Linked DNA regions of Homo sapiens: region 1 is linked to region 2. Evidence: read pairs that join two places in POLR2A ChIA-PET (ENCODE). Cell type or tissue: GM12878. All regions are shown on one strand. Links, peaks and the distances in the headings refer to the core of each region. The heading gives the core; the rest is flanking DNA. Region 1 overlaps CWC25 (CWC25 spliceosome associated protein). Region 2 overlaps LASP1 (LIM and SH3 protein 1).

What was found. ChIA-PET counts read pairs that join two places held together with the same protein. Peaks named below come from ENCODE experiments on the same cell type or tissue, not always from the same donor. Only the 100,000 strongest peaks of a DNase experiment are listed, where the experiment ranks them.
Region 1: POLR2A ChIA-PET joins it to region 2 with 5 read pairs; 7 of 35 experiments call an interaction of 5 or more read pairs at or near these places.

What each region holds. Positions count from the first base shown.
Region 1 is chr17:38,810,461-38,818,826 of GRCh38, reverse strand. CWC25 (CWC25 spliceosome associated protein) reads left to right here. Exons shown (of 10, transcript NM_017748.5): 3 at 3,730-3,966; 4 at 5,963-6,032; 5 at 8,232-8,359. Among named protein-coding and RNA genes, the nearest start is that of CWC25, 11 kb to the left of the region's middle. In GM12878, for the core only: no CTCF peak of the experiment used is centred there; no DNase peak of the experiment used is centred there.
Region 2 is chr17:38,895,087-38,903,452 of GRCh38, reverse strand. It overlaps LASP1 (LIM and SH3 protein 1), which reads right to left. Exons shown (of 7, transcript NM_006148.4): 4 at 4,934-5,041. Among named protein-coding and RNA genes, the nearest start is that of MIR6779, 16 kb to the left of the region's middle. RefSeq lists enhancers at 3,720-4,239, 4,260-4,579, 4,240-4,761, 4,990-5,099, 6,328-6,849 and 3 more. In GM12878, for the core only: no CTCF peak of the experiment used is centred there; a DNase peak (open chromatin) is centred at 4,512; H3K4me3 peaks cover 1,550 bases; H3K27ac peaks cover 2,146 bases.

The sequences.
Region 1 (8,366 bases), core at 1,385-5,384, 83 kb after region 2:
GCCAGCATTGTTGCAGACTCATGCCTGCTTGTCTGTCGTGAATGGGGGAAGGTGATTTTATATGCTTTGTTTTGTTTTGCCCTATCACATGTCCTACAATATTGTAAAACACTAAGATCAGCATTTGGTTCTCTCTGCCCCTTCTCTTTTTGGTCTTTACTGCTAATGTATTTAGATGACTTAAGTATTCATCTGTTTGTTTTGTATAGTTCTTTTTTTTTTTTTTTTTTTTTTTTTTGAGATGGAGTCTCGCTCTGTTGTCCAGGCTGGAGTGCAGCACGATCTCGGCTCACTGCAAGCTCCGCCTCCCGGGTTCATGCCATTCTCCTGCCTCAGCCTCCTGAGTAGCTGGGACTACAGGCGCCCGCCACCACGCCCGGCTAATTTTTTGTATTTTTAGTAGAGACGGGGTTTCACTGTGTTAGCCAGGATGGTGTCGATCTTTGACCTCATGATCCGCCCGCCTCGGCCTCCCAAAGTGTTGGGATTACAGATGTGAGCCACAGTGCCCGGCTGGTTTTATTTTTGTTATTTATTTTATTTTATTTTTTGAGATGGAGTCTCATTCTGTCGCCCGGGCTGGAGTGCAGTGGTGCGATCTTGGCTCACTGCAACATCTGCCTCCTGGGTTCAAGCGGGTCTCTTGCCTTAGCCTCCTGAGTAGCTGGGATTACAGGCGCACATCACCACGCCTGGCTAATTTTAGTATTTTAAGTAGAGATGGGGTTTCACCATGTTGGTCAGGCTAGTCTTGAACTCCTGACCTTGTGATCTGCCCGCTTCAGCCTCCCAAAGTGCTAGGATTACAGGCGTGAGCCACTGCACCCGGCCTATTATTTATTATTATTATTATTATTTTTTGAGTCAGAGTCTTGCTCTGTCTCCCAGGCTGGAGTGCAGTGGCACAATCTCCGCTCACTGCAGCCTCCACCTCCCAGGTTCAAGCAATTCTCCTGCTTCAGTCTGCTGAGTAGCTGGGATTACAGGCGTGTGCCACCACGCCTGGCTAATTATTATTATTATTATTGTTATTATTTTTGTGTGACAGAGTCTCGCTCTGTCACCAGGCTTGAGTGCAGTGGTGCGATCTCGGCTCACTGTAACCTCCGCCTCTTGAGTTCAAGCGATTCTCCTGCTTCAGCCTCCCGAGTAGCTGGGACTACAGATGCACGCCACCAGGTCCAGCTAATTTTTGTATTTTTAGTAGAGACAGGGTTTCACCATGTTGGCCTGGATGGCCTTGGTCTCTTGACCTTGTGATCCGCCCATCTTTGCCTCCCAAAGTGCTGGGATTACAGGCGTGAGTTACTGTGCCTGGCCTAATTTTTTTGTATATTTAGTAGAGATGGCATTTCACCATGTTGGCCAGGCTGGTCTTGAATTCCTGACCTCAAGTGATCTGCCCGCCTAGGCCTCCCAAAGTGCTGGGATTACAGGTGTGAGCCACAGCGCCCGGCCCCATGATCAATTCTTATTTTTTTTTTTTTGAGACCGAGTCTCGCACTGTCACCTGCGTTGGAGTACAATGGCATGATCTCAGCACATTGCAACCTCCACTTCTCGGGTTCAAGCGATTCTCCTCCCTCAGCCTCCCGAGTAGCTGGGACTACAGGCGTGTACCACCACGCCTGGCTAGTTTTTTGTATTTTTAGTAGAGACGGGGTTTCACTGTGTTGGCCAGGCTGGTCTTGATCTCCTGACCTCGTGATCAGCCTGTCTTGGCCTCCCAAAGTTCTAGGATTATAAGTGTGAGCCACCGTGCCCAGCTGATCAGTTCTTAACTGTAGACTACAGTGTTTCTCAGACTCATTTTTTTAATATGAAAAAAATTCTAAAGGGTCTTGGGGCCAGGCACGGTTGCTCACGCCTGTAATCCCAGCACTTTGGGAGGCCAAGGCTGGCAGATCACGGGGTCAGGAGATCGACCAGCCTGGCCAACACGGTGAAACCTCGTCTTTACTAAAAGTACAAAAAATTAGCCAGTCTTGGTGACACATGCCTATAGTCCCAGCTATTCGGGAGGCTGAGGCAGGAGAATAACTTGAACCTGGGAGGCAGAGGTTGCCGTGAGCCAAGATCGCTCCACTGCACTCCAGCCTGGGCAACAGAGTGAAACTCTGTCTGGGGGAAAAAAAAAAGGGTCATGGCCCTGCAGTGTTGGTTTAAATTATTCTTACCAAAAATGTCCAAGCATGCAACTAGGAAAACATTCTTTATGCTCACAGTTGTTATATAACCTCAAAAACAAGTATACACATTTAAAAAGTCATATTCAGGTTGGGCATGGTGGCTCACCCTTGTAATCCCAGCACTTTGGGAGGCTGAGGCAGGAGGATCACTTGAGGCCAGTAGTTTGAGACTAGCCTGGGCAACATAGCAAGTCCCATCTGTTTAAAAATTGAAAAAATAAAAAATCAGCAAGGCATGGTGGTGCATCCCTGTAGTCCCAGCTACTTGGGAGGCTGAGGCAGGATTTGTTGAGCCCAGGAATTCAAGGCTGCAGTGAGCCATGATCGCACCATTGCATTCCAGCCTGGGTGACAGAGTGAGACCCTGTGTCTAAAAGAAAAAAAAGAACAAAAAAGTCATATTCAAAAAGCATTTAATTTCAGGTTATAGATAATACTGTCAATGAAAGTACTTTCCTGGTTGCAGTGTGAATGTAGTATTGGCTGCTTCCACGCATGCTCTTATGAATTTAGCCTGCCTTTACTGTCTGTGGTATGAGGGTTCCACTTTCTCACCACTTTTTTCTCCCAGAACCGCAGGGAAATGTTTGTGTGGCATGATGCTGTGACTTAATTTGGCCCCTAGATGGCTGAGACCAGGGTTTATTCACTTGTGAAACCCAGATAGTTACCTAATGATTCACGTATTCAGTGTTTGGCTCTTTTGGCTTGAAAGCGTCACTTATTCAGTTACCTCTGATTTTTTCCCATCATCCCCTCAAATGTGTAGTGTTACCGCTGGTGTCTGTGTGCCCACAAGCACCAAGATGCACAATCAATGCAACTGCGTATGTGGTCACTGAAATTGTTCTTGATGGTAAGATGGTGATGTAGAATGTGCTTATTCATTGTTTTAGGTCATCTTGGAAATGAAAGCATAATATAAAGACTCTGTAAAGGAGACTCGAGAAGCTCTGAGCCAAGATCCACACCCCATGTTGAGGAACACTGGTTTTCCTTATAAATTGCTTTATGTGAGTGAATATTCTCTCTCCATTCACTCGTAAGCCTCATGAGGACAAGCACCATTTATTTATTTATTTATTTGAGACAAGGTCTGGCTCCGTCACCCAGGCTGGAGTGCAGTGGCGTGATCTTACTGCAACCTCTGCCTCCCAGGTTCAAGTGATTTTCCTGCCTCACCCTTCTGAGTAGGTGGGATTACAGGCGTCCGCCACCACGCCTGGCTAATGTTTTGTATTTTTAGTAGAGATGGGGTTTCATCATGTTGGCCAGGCTGGTCTCGAACTCCTGACCTCAAGTGATCCACCCGCTTCGGACTCCCAAAATGGTGGGATTACAGGCATGAGCCACTGCACGCAACCCGCACTATTTCTTTATGCCGGCCACATGGGGTGCCGTGTTTATTGCATGGTAGGTGCCAGTAGAATGAACTCTGATTAGCTGTGGTTCTCTCTCCCTTGTGTCCAGGTTTTAGGTGTAGGTTTGCAGAAGTCTGCTTTTTAAAGAAATTGTATTTCTTTTTCTTCCCTTGAACCAGGAAAAAAGAAGAAAAGTTGGACTGGATGTACCAGGGTCCTGGTGGGATGGTGAACCGTGACGAGTACCTGCTGGGGCGCCCCATTGACAAATATGTTTTTGAGAAGATGGAGGAGAAGGAGGCAGGCTGCTCTTCTGAAACAGGACTTCTCCCAGGCTCTATCTTTGCCCCATCAGGTGCCAATTCCCTTCTTGACATGGCCAGCAAGATCCGGGAGGACCCACTCTTCATCATCAGGTACTAATGGGGGGCTAGGAAGGGGGTTTGTTACAGATGCTTTGAGACCCTGCTAAGGCCATTGATTCTCTTGCTTTACAGTTTTCTCTTCGCTTTTTTTTTTTTTTTTTTTTTTGAGACGGAGTCTCGCTCTGTCGCCCAGGCTGAAGTGCAGTGGCGCGATCTCTGCTCACTACAAGCTCTGTCTGCCGGGTTCACGCCATCCTCCTGCCTCAGCCTCCCGAGTAGCTGGGATTACAGGCACCCACCACCACGCCTGGCTAATTTTTGTTGTATTTTTTAGCAGAGACAGGGTTTCACTATGTTAGCCAGGATGGTCTCGATCTCCTGACCACCTTGTGATCCGCCCGCCTCGGCCTCCCAAAGTGCTGGGATTACAGGCGTGAGCCACCACGCCCAGCCTATTTTCTTGATAATATTAATGAGACCCTGGGTGCCTGTAGTCCCAGCTATTTGGGAGGCTGAGGCAGGAGAATGGCGTGAACTGAGGTGGTGCTTGCAGTGAGCCGAGATCACGCCACTGCATTCCAGCCTGGGCGACAGAGCGAGACTCCGTCTCAAAAAAAAATAAAAATAAAAAATAAAAATAAATAAATAAATAAATACAGTCAAAGTGTTGTGCAACCATCACCACAGCCTGTCTCCAGAACTCTTTCACCATTCTGAATTGAAACTCTATAACCATCAAAAAACAACTCACGGCTGGAAGCAGTGGCTCACGCCTGTAATCCCAGCACTTCAGGAGGCCGAGGCGGGCGGATCACGAGGTCAGGAGATCGAGACCATCCTGGCTAACACGGTGAAACCCCGTCTCTACTAAAAATACAAAAAATTAGCCAGGCATGGTGGCAGGCGCCTATAGTCCCAGCTACTCAGGAGGCTGAGGCAGGAGAATGGCATGAACCCGGGAGGAGGAGTTTGCAGTGACCTGAGATCGCGCCACTGCACTCTAGCCTGGACGAAAGAGCGAGACTCCGTCTCGAAAAAACAACAACAACAACAAAAAAAACAACTGACAGCCGGGTACGGTGGATCACACCTGTAATCCCAGCACTTTGGGAGGCAGAGATGGATGGATTGCTTGAGCCCAGGAAATTGAGACCAGCCTGAGCAACATGGTGAAACCCCATCTCTATAAGAAATATAAAAATTAGCTAGGCATGGTGGTGGGGGCCTATAGTCCCAGCCACTTGGGAAGCTGATGTGGGAGTATCACTTGAGCCCAGGTGGTCAAGGCTGCAGTGAGCCATGATCATGCCACTGCACTGCAGCCTGGACGACTGAGCATGACTCTTTTTTTTTTTTTTTTTTTGAGACAATCTCTTATATTTGTGAGAGATTTTTGGCTTTGACACCATCATGTCGTTTTTTATTTATTTATTTTTTTTGAGACAGGGTCTCACTCCGTCACCCAGACTGGAGTGCAGTGGCACAATCTCAGCTCACTGCAACCTCCGCCTCCTGGGTTTAAGTTATTCTCCCACGTCAGCCTCCCGAGTAGCTAGGACTGCAGGTGCGTGCTGCTACCATGCCCGGCTAATTTTTTTGTTTTGTTTTTTTTGGTAGAGACGAGGTTTCACCATGTTGGCCAGGCTGGTCTTGAACTTCTGACCTCAAGTGATCCGCCTGCCCCAGCCTCCCAAAGTGCTGGGATTACAGGTGTGAGATGAGCCACTGCACCCAGCCCCATCATCATGTAGATTTTTTTTTTTTGGAGACAGAGTCTTGCTGTGTCACCCAGGCTGGAGTGCAGTGGCACGATCTCAGCTCACTGCAATCTCCGCCTCCCAGGTTCAAGCGATTCTCCTCCCTCAAGTAGCTGGGAGCGATTCTCCTCCTCCCAAGTAGCTGGGATTACAGGTGCACACCACCACACCCAGCTAATCATGTAGATTTTAACATGGGCCAGTTTGTCTGTATATGTTTGGAGAAAAGGTTACTCCATAGAATTTGGAGAAAAGAAATAGTCATGAATTTTGTAATTATCTCTCTTTAGGAAGAAGGAGGAGGAGAAAAAACGAGAGGTATTAAATAATCCAGTGAAAATGAAGAAAATCAAAGAATTGGTAAGTAGTATACCAGATAAGCACCAAGAGCATCTTTTAGCCATATAACGTGAGAACGTCTCTCCATTTACTCTCAGCTTACCAGGGGAAAAACAGAATGGCCTCTAAAACTTTTGTCTTTTAGAGACCATGTTGTGGCTATTTTATGTAATCATTTTTTTGTTTTTGAGACGGAGTTTCAATCTTGTTGCCCAGGCTGGAGTGCAATGGCATGATCTCAGCTCACCGCAACCTCCGCCTCCCAGGTTCAAGTTATTCTCCTGCCTCAGCCTCCCTAGTAGCTGGGATTACAGGGATGTGCCACCACGCCCGGCTAATTTTGTATTTTTAGTAGAGACGGGGTTTATTCATATTGGTCAGGTTGGTTATTTTATGTAATCTTAGTTTATTAAGCTTAATTAAGCTTGATTTTGGTTGAAAGTCTTTTGGGTGGGAGAATGCACCATGTGATGTCGTTTTTCCAGAAGAAGAGTGTGGGCTAAGCCTGTGGAAAGCATTACCATGCAGTGTGTTCAGGAGGTTGGAGTATGCCCTTGGTCGTGGTATAAAGCTTCTAGGGGCTGGGCGCGGTGGCTCATGCCTGTAATTCCAGCATTTTGGGAGGCCGAGGCGGGTGGATCACCTGAGGTTGGGAGTTTGAGACCAGCCTGACCAACACGGAGAAACCCTGTCTCTACTAAAAATTCAAAATTAGCCGGGGTGGTGGTTCATGCCTGTAATCCCAGCTACTTGGGAGGATGAGGCAGGAGACTTGCTTGAACCCGGGAGATGGAGTTTGCTGTGAGCCAAGATTGCGCCATTGCACTCCAGCCTGGGCAACAAGAGCGAAACTCTGTCTCAAAAAAAAAAAAATAAGGCTTCTAGGGCCCACTTACCATTCACATGACATATTATGTAATTGTGTCTTGGATCAGTTGGTAAGGAAAGTTAAAGATTGACCTTATAGTTCCTGACTGCTTTCAGTGGAATTGGAGTTCCTGTGACACAGAATGGAAACTCCTAGGCAGTGGTTTTGGTGACTGTTTAAAAACACAAATTCTTAGTCTCACCTACCAGATACCAGTTCAGTAGTTGGGGGTGTTAGTGCACGGCCAGGGTTAAGACCCTTCCCCTGGTGTGTTGACAGGGAACCCCTATAATGTCCTGGACTTCTGTAGACCCAGAGGCATGGAGTCAGGCAGTTTGTGCATGAGCCACGCCCCTCAAAGGAGACTGATAGGGGTCTCAGTAATCTTTTTTTTTTTTTTTTTTTTTGAGACGGAGTCTCGCTCTGTTGCCCAAGGTGGAGTGCAGTGGTGCAGTGACACGATCTTAGCTCACTGCAAACTCCGCCTCCCAGGTTCATGCCATTCTCCTGCCTCAGCCTCCTGAGTAGCTGGGACTACAGGCGCCTGCTACCATGCCCAGCTAATTTTTTGTATTTTTAGTAGTGATGGTGTTTCACCGTGTTAGCCAGGATGGTCTCCTTCTCCTGACCTTGTGATCCACCCGCCTTGGCCTCCCAAAGTGCTGGGATTACAGGTATGAGCCACCCCGCCTGGGCTTTTTGTTTTTTTTTAATGAGATGGAGTCTCACTCTGTCGCCCAGGCTGCTGGAGTGCAGTGGCGTGATCTCAGCTCACTGCAACCTCTGCCTCCTGGGTTCAAGTGATTCTTCTGCCTCAGCCTCCCGAGTAGCTAGAACTACAGGTACACACCACCACACCCAGCTAATTTTTGTATTTTTAGTAGAGATGGTCTTTCACCATATTGGCCAGGGTGGTCTCGAACTCCTGACCTTGTGATCCTCCCACCTCAGCCTCTCAAAGTGCTGAGAGATTACAGGCGTGAGCCACCATGCCCAGCCAGTAATCTTTTTTTTTTTTTTTTTTTTTGAGACACAGTTTCACTCTGTCACCCAGGCTGAAGTGCAGTGGCACAATCTCGGCCCACTGCAACCTCTGCCTCCTGGTTCAGGTGATTCTTGTACCTCACCTCTCAAGTAGCTGGTATTACAGGTGCCCACCACCACACCCAGCTGATTTTTGTATTTTTAGTAGAGATGGGGTTTTGCCATGTTGGCCAGGCTGGTCTCGAACTCCGGACCTCAAGTGATGATCTGCTCCACTCAGCCTCCCAAAGTGCTGGGATTACAGGCATGAGCCACTGCGCTGGCTGGTCTCAGTAATCTTGTGTGCTTGTGTTCTCGGCATTTTCCAGTTGCAAATGAGTCTGGAAAAAAAGGAGAAGAAGAAAAAGAAGGAGAAGAAAAAGAAGCACAAGAAACATAAGCACAGAAGCTCGAGTAGTGATCGTTCCAGCAGCGAGGATGAGCACAGTGCAGGGAGGTGAGCA
Region 2 (8,366 bases), core at 2,632-6,631:
AAGAGTTCGAGGCTGCAGTGACCTATGATCGTGCCACTGTACTCCAGCCTGGGCAATCTTGTCTCAAAAATAATAATGATGATAATAAGAGTGATATCATTTATCCCATGCCAAGCACTTGGCATGTTCCTTGCAACCACCTGTCAAAGTAGGGCCTACTGTCCCATTTTTACAAATGAGGAAACTGAGGCTCAAAGAGCCCTGCCTGGCCCCAGAATGACAGAAGCTAGGATCTGGGCCCTTACCATCTCTTCCTACCTCACTGTCTCACCACTTAGCAAGACTGAAGACAGACTGCACTTATCCAAAGCAGACACCCCAGAGGAGATCAGACACTTGTTTTTAAAATGCTCTGGCTGGTAAAAAGCCCTAGTCTGCAGCATATCCCTCCAAGGAAGCATATCCTCATTCTTTTGTAAGATGGCCTGACCTTTAGAAATAACTGGAGTCAGCTGGGCACAGTGGCTCACACCTGTAATCCCAGCACCTTGGGAGGCCAAGGCAGGTGGATCACCTGAGGTCAGGAGTTCGAGACCAGCCGAGCCAATATGGCAAAACCCTGTGTCTACTAAAAATACAAAAATTAGCCAGGCGTGGTGGCATGTGCCTATAGTCCTAGCTACTCAGAAGGCTGAGGCAGAAGAATCGCTTCAACCCGGGAGGCAGAGGTTGCAGTGAGCCAAGATCACGCCACTGCACTCCAGCCTGGGCGACAGAGCGAGACTCTATCTCAAAAATAAAATAAAACTAAAATTAAAAATAAATAAATAAAGTAACTGGAGTCATTTGGTGCTAATCTGGGAAGCAAAGCAACAAGCTACATACAGGAACAGGAATGCTATTTTGGATACAAAACAAAAGGTGTGGCTCTAAACACCCTATTTTCCAAAACACTTCAGGAGGTTGGGACAACTTAGCAATGGTTTTATGTGTGGTTTAAAGCTCCCAGGCGCAGTGGCTCATGCCTGTAGTAGTCCCAGAACTTTGGGAGGCCGAGGTGGGCGGATCACTTAAGTCCAGGAGTTTAAGACAACATAGTGAGACCCTGTCTCTGATTAAAAAAAAAAAAAAAAAAAAAAAGCTCCCCTGGGAGGCCAGGTGAGGTGGCTCACCCCTATAATCCCAGCACTTTAGGAGGCTGAGGCGGGAGGATAACTTGAATCCAGGAGTTTGAGACCAGCCTGGGCAACATAGCAAGATAGTGTCTCTGCAAAAAAAAGAAAAATTAGCTGGGCATGGTGGTGCACACCTGTGGTCCCAGCTACTCGGAGTCTGAGGTGGGAGAATGGCTTGATCCCAGAAGATTCAGGCTGCACTGAGCCGTGAACACACCACCGCACTCCAGCCCGGATGACGGAGCGAAACCCTGTCTCAAAAATAAAAATAGGCTGGGCTCGGTGTCTCACGCCTGTAATCCCAGCACTTTGGGAGGCCGAGGCGGGTGGATCACAAGGTCAGGAGATCAAGATCATCCTGGCTAACACGGCGAAACCCCATCTCTACTAAAAATACAAAAACTATTAGCCGGGCGTGGTGGCGGGCGCCTGTAGTCCCAGCTACTCACGAGGCTGAGGCAGCAGAATGGCGTGAACCCGGGAGGCGGAGGTTGCAGTGAGCCGAGATTGCGCCACTGCACTCCAGCCTGGGTGATAAACCAAGGCTCCGTCTCAAAAAAATAAAAATAAAAATAAAGCTCCCCTGGGGTTCTGAGGTACAGCCTGATCTGGCACCCTCTGACTTAGGGGTTGGTGAAGCTTTTTCAGACTTTTAGGTGGTGGCTCTCAAACTTCAGAGAGCACCACAGAAACCCAGGGAATGTGTCTAACATGCTGATTCCTGGGCCCCACTCCCAGAGACGCTGATTCTGGCAGCCAGGGGAGAAGGCCTGTGAGTCTGCATTTTCAGTCAACCCTACAGGTGACTGTGCTACAGCTGTCTGGAGGCCCATATCCGACAGACTGTAATTGCTTTCATTAAAACCAAGAGTCTCCAGGCTTTGCATTCACACCCTACAGGTCTCTGCTAAAGCTGCAAAAGCAGCTAGCAGGTCGGGGTCGATCCCTTCCCCCAGCTCCTGCAGAGGACCATTAGCTCACTGCAGCACCGCGAGAAGGGTAAAAGATGGTTATCTCCTGAGATGCGGATGGCTTGGCCAGGGTGGTGAGTTTTGTCACTAGGATATTAACACCTCTAACTGGGGGAGGGAAGAAGAGGAGGTGGCTTAGGCTGAGTGTGGAGTGTTCTGGAAGCCTTCCAGAAAGGGAAGCAGGGATGACTGGGCTTGTCTCCCCTCCTCCAAAACCCACAGGGTGAAGCAATGAGTGAACAGCCAGGGAGCTGGGGTTGCACATTGGGAGCAAGTGTCACTGATAAAAGACTAGAGCCTCTACATGAAAAGCCGCAGAGGCTGAAGAGCCGACATTCCAGTTCTGTGAACCATTCCGGGTTTTCCCCATAATCTAAGACCATCTTCCCCCTCCCCCACTTTCCAAGCCGAGAGCTCTGAAACACAGACCTAAGGGTCTTACCCTTTGCAGGGTCTGAGCCAAAGGGAAGCTCCAGGGCGTGAGGCCAGGCCCTAGCATATAAAGAGTCAACTGTGACAGGCCTCTGGAAGTTGGAGGGGAAGGAGGATTAGAGTGCCCGCCCTAGGCATCCCCTGCTAGCCAAAGGGAAGCATGCCATTTCCTCAGGCCACCAACTTCAAACTGCAGGTCAACAGTCCAGTTGCAAAACCCATTCACAGTAAGTCTGCAACCAGCATCTTTTTGGTTTTTTTTTGAGATGGAGTCTTGCTCTGTCGCCAGGCTGGAGTGCAGTGGCCCGATCTCGACTCACTGCAACCTCTGCCTCCCGAGTTCAAGCGGTTCTTCTGTCTCAGCCTCCCAAGTAGCTGGGATTACAGGCACACGCCACCACGCCCAGCTAATTTTTGTATTTTTAGTAGAGATGGGGTTTCACCATGTTGGCCAGGATGGTCTCGATCTCTTGACCTCATGATCCGCCCACCTCAGCCTCTCAAAGTGCTGGGATTACAGGCATGAGCCACCGCGCCTGGTCCTTTTTTTTTTTGGAAACAGGGTCTCACTCGGTTTCCCAGGCTGGAATGCAGTGGTGCAATTACGGCTCACTATAACCTCAAACCTCTGGGCTCAGGTGATCCTCCCACTTCAGCCTCCTGAATAGCTAGGACCACAGGCGTGTGCTATCATGCCTGGCTAGTTTTTGTATTTTTTTTTTTTTTTTTTTTTTTTTGTAGAAACAGTTTTGCTATGTTGCCCAGGCTAGTCTCAAACTCCTGGGCTCAAGCAATCCTCCCACCTCAGTCTCCCAAAGTGTTGGGAATACAGTCCTCAAAGGGGCTGTATTATGTGAGGGTGTATAGGGGCCTGCAACCAGCATCTTTAGAAAAGATCTGAATGTGGCCGGGTGCGGTGGCTCACACCTGTAATCTTAGCACTTTGGGAGGCCAAGGCGGGCACATCACCTGAGGTCAGGTGTTCAAGACCAGCCTGGCCAACATGGTGAAACCCTGTCTCTACCAAAAATACAAAAATTGGCCGGGGGTGGTGGTGTGCACCTGTAATCCCAGCTACTCCACTTGGGAGGCTAAGGCAGGAGAATCACTTGAACCCTGGAGGCGGAGCACCACTGCACTCCAGCCTGAGCAACAGAGTGAGACTCTGTCTCAAAAAAAAAAAAAAAGATCTGAACGCCCTCTAAGTAGGAAGTACTCATTCATGAAAGCTTCCATTCTGTTTTCCCTCTACATAAATGTATGCCTGTCAGATGGGTCAAGACGTACAATGTATATTTTACTGTAGGCTGAAGTCAGAGTTTGAAAGCCACCATTTTGGGCATGGCTGGTTCTGCTGTCTGTGGGCTGCCTGTGCTTCTGAAATCCACCTGACCCACCACTGCAGCCCACTCTATGCACGGCCCAGCCAAGCTCTTAAAGGAGCGCCCTGCTGAGGTGGCCAGGTGGAGGGTAGGAAGGGATGTGGAGCCCAGGGAGTGGGTGCTGAGACCACCGGAAAGCCAGGCTCCCCCGGCAATCTCTATCCCCAGTTCCTCAGCCCAGAGCAACAATGGGCAGCTCACTGATCCCTTCCTGTTCCAGACACGAAGACAGCTGCCTGCCTAAACCCTCCCTGGCAGGACCTCCTAGGCCAGGCTGGCTGGGCAGCCCCTGCAGTTCTGTGTGCGCATCCCCCATGGTTGCTGCTCACCGCAGTGCCCTGCCCCCGCATGCCTAAAGCCACACAGGCTGCTTGCCTGTGGCTCTGCCAAGCAGGAAACTGAGGCCTGTTCTCTGGCCACAGGTGCCATGGAGGGCACACGATGCTGGGGACAGTTGATCCCCTGCCCACTCTCCATGCCCACCCCTGCCACAGCCAGATGCCACTGACCATCAGGGAGGCGGGGGGTGTGAGCCAGGGGGTGCAGGGCTGGCGGGTGAAGCTGGCTGGGGTTTTTACACAGGAAGGAAGAGCAGGCTGATGTGGGGGAGGAGGCCAAGGAAGGGCGGAAATGACTGCAATGTCAGCACCCAGGCGCAGACCAGGGGAGGCCAGGTGCTCCCCGCCCCCCAGTTTTGACCTTTGTGCTAAGATGAGACATGCAGTCTTCACCGATACCCACGATATCCAGAAAAAAGAACAACAGTCAGAGAGAGTGGGGGCTGATTTAGCACACAGGCCCCCACAGAATACAGTCCCTTCAAGAAGAAAATGCTATGCGTGCTGGTGGTCTGGGGGTACACAGAGAAGAGGCATCTGGGAACCCCAAGCTCTTCCCCAGGCCCACCCTGGAGGGCAGGGGTAGTGGAGGCACTGGCCTCATTCACATCTGCCAGGCTTGCGTCTGCCAGGCTGGCAGGAAGGGGACCAAACAGAGGGCAGCAGGGATGCCGCAGGGCAGGGCAAGAGCTCACGTTACTGATCTGGTCCTGGGTCTTCTTGATTCTCTGGAGCTCGGGCGTGTCTGCCACTACGCTGAAACCTTTGCCCTTGTTCTTCTCAAACTCCTCCTTGTAGCGCACCTGCAGGAGGGGAGGAAGAGGGATTGGAGTCAGGCCAGGAGCCGAAAGGGCCTCGGCTTGGGGCCCCTCTGAGGCAGCAACCAGTCAGGAGACAGGGACAGGGAGTCAGCAGAAAGACCCTGATCAGAAGTCCCCAACTCAAAGCAGAGGCCTCAGCCAAAAGGTGTTAGACTCGTAATAATAAGCCACTACCAAGTCTTTGGTGCACAGTGAATGGCAGGCACAGAGTCCAGGGCCTTACATGAACCATCTCATTTAGATCCCACCATACATATAGCCACGCAATTAACAGCTCCAATTTACGGATCAGGAAACGGAGCCACAGAAAGGCAAAGTCCCCTGCCCAAGGTCACAGAGCTTAGCAGTCAATGTCCGGCACTACCAGAGTGCAAACCCTCATCTGCCTGACTCTTGACCCTTCACTCCCTGCCCATCCTGTCTGGAAGCTTATAGGAAAAAGGTTCTTTCCAGGGCTCCCAGGGTGGCCCCAGCCCTCATGTTAGCCAGGATGTGGCCCTGCCCACTACGCCTGGGGGAGCTTTTCAGCAACCAGCTGAGTGAGGGCTGTGCCAAAGGACAGAGTTGGTGCCCAGAAAGGAGGGTGGTGAGACAGCCCCAGGGAAGGCTCCATCAGTGCGCCTTTGACAGGCCCCGCGGATTCTGGGAGCCTGCCGGGATGGCTTCAGAGGCCACCGCCATAGGAGGGGAGGAAAGCAGCGGGGGTCAGACAGCATCTCAGCAGGTCTCCAAGCTCCAGGGAAGAACCCTTCCACCCCACCACAGTACTAGAGGGACTCAAGTCAGACATCAGAAAGGACTTCCCTGGCACGAAAGGAATTGAAATATGAGGAACAGCTTGTCCTCCCCTGAGGGTTTTGAAGAACAGAATGAGGCTGAGAAAACTCATGGAACAGGAAACTATTCCTTGGCTTCCAGAGACTTCACTGTCCACCTCATCAGCCATCTGTTCCAGACCCCACCAGCTGCTTGGATTTCCTCCACGGGGGCTGCACTGTCCTGGACACAGGTCAGCCCAGGACACAAACCCAGGCAGTTCCCTGGCAGGGAATCATCTGGCAGCAGCACCGAGCTGTGCTTGGACTGGAGCGACTGCGCATGCGCATGCAGCCACGGCCACACCTGTCAGGTCCTCTGCACATGCCTGTGGGGGTCAGAGTCCTTGTTTGTCTCCTGAAGCCCCCAGTCACTCATCCATGTGGTTCCCTCTCCTTCTCTGTTCTGATCCAGACAAGAAGGGCTTGGATGTGCTGTTCCCCATTAGTTCAGAAGTGAATGCAGTGGATAGAGGCACCAACCCACCCCAAGAGTCCAGAACCTGCCTAGCACCAGCTCTTCCTCAGTCCTGGAAGCCCTGGGCCAGCACGGTGACTCTTAGTGGGAGGCCCTTTGGGAAGCGGGCATCGGGGAAGGTAGGGCACTCAGAGGCAGAGAAATGTAGCTCCAGATACAGAAGCCCTGCATCTCAAGCCCCTGGCCTCGGTTTCTTCATCTGTAAAAGAGTTGTGACAGAAATCAGGTATAATATGGGGAGGGGGCTTCTTATCACCAAGTCTGGGCACAAAGCCAGGCGGAGCTAGCACTAACGCAGGCTCAGTCTCCCACTTCTGAGTGATCTTGGGCCAACGACTTCACATCTCAAGACTCAGTTCCCACATCTGTAAAATGGGGACCATAACGCCAGTCACTCCAACCCACGATACAGACAGTGGCTCTAAAGCAGCAGCGCACTGTGGAGGGCCAGTGTGAAAGTGCTCTGTCAGCAATGAAGTGCTGAACGAGTGCCAGTCCCCCACTCCGTCCCCTGCTTCCTGGCTTTGCAAGGGTCAGGCCCCTAATCCAGGGGAATAATCGCCATGGCGACGCTGCAATGACATCAGCAGGTTCCCAGGATCGGGAACTGCTTCTGCCTCCCCCTCCCTGTTGGGGAAGGATCATTCATTTCACTGCTAACATAGGAGGCCCACAGAGGGTAGGGGTGAGGGGTAGGGGCTGAGAAGGGAGGGAGCCTGGGATCAGCACCACCTTGCTGTGTGTTTCTAAGCAAGTCAGTTCCCCTCTCTGGGTCCCCTGAAGGGAGCTGGCTAGCTGATCTCTAAAATCCCTCCCATTTGGAGTCTGTGACCATTTTAAAGCACCTTCAGACCCTGACTATGGATAATCAAGACAGGGAGGCTCTTTGAAAGGTCTTTGGGTATGGAAGGGGTGGCAGAAGTGAAGGGTGGGGGGCCAGGGGTGTAGGGAGGGCCCAGCCCAGAGCCCCTCTTCAGGGCTCCCTTCTTGCCCTGGCAGGAGTGCTTGCCCCTGTTGTCTAGGATGGCTCACCAGGGTGCTGTGGGGGTCCCTGTGGAGGAAGGGACCTGCCCAAGGTCACAACCCAGTTGTCGCTCAGGCCAGGATGCAACTCAGCGCTTCGGTCAGAGGACCCCACTTCTGGGAGATGCCTGGGCTCCCAGAGGACCCCACTCCTGGGAGATACCTGGGCTCCCATTTTGGAAACTCTGCTGTCAGGCCCAGGACTGACTGACATCTGAGGCTCCTGACACCCAAACAACCACCATCCGTGAAACTCTAATTTTTCTGTCAGTTCTTAGTTGTTCTCCCTGGATCTATCTTGCTTCTCATCCCAGCAGACAGGAGGTGCAGATCAACATTTGTTGGATCATGAATGAATTGAATGCAGACACGTAATCTCCAAACAAAGCAGCATAATTGGGAAAACAACTGCCTTGATGACCCAATATAAGAAGAAGGATCATTACTTAAAAACAAAAATTATGCCAGGCACGGTGGCTCACGCCTGTAATCCCACCACTTTGGGAGGCAGAGGTGGGTGGATCACCTGAGGTCAGGAGTTCATGACCAGCCTAACATGCTGAAACCCCATCTCTACTAAAAAAAATACAAAAAAAGTTAGCCGGGCGTGGTGGGCGTAATCCCAGCTACTTGGGAGGCTGAGGCAGGAGAATTCCTTGAACCTGGGAGCCGGAGGTTGCAGTGAGCTGAGATGGTGACACTGTACTCCAGGCTGGGCGACAGAGTAAAACTCCGTCTAAAAAAAAAACACAAAAATTAGGCTGGACTTAAAAAACAAAATGGCTCATGTCTGTAATCCCAGCAGTCTAGGAGGCCAAGACAGGTGGATCACTCGAGCCCAGGAGTTCGAGACCAGCCTGGGAACATAGTACCCCATCTCTATTTAAAAAAAAAAAAAATTAATAAAAATCTCTAAAAAAATACAAAATTTATTGAGCGAAATACAATTTCCACTATTATGTGCCTACCATGTGTTGGGCCAACATACTTT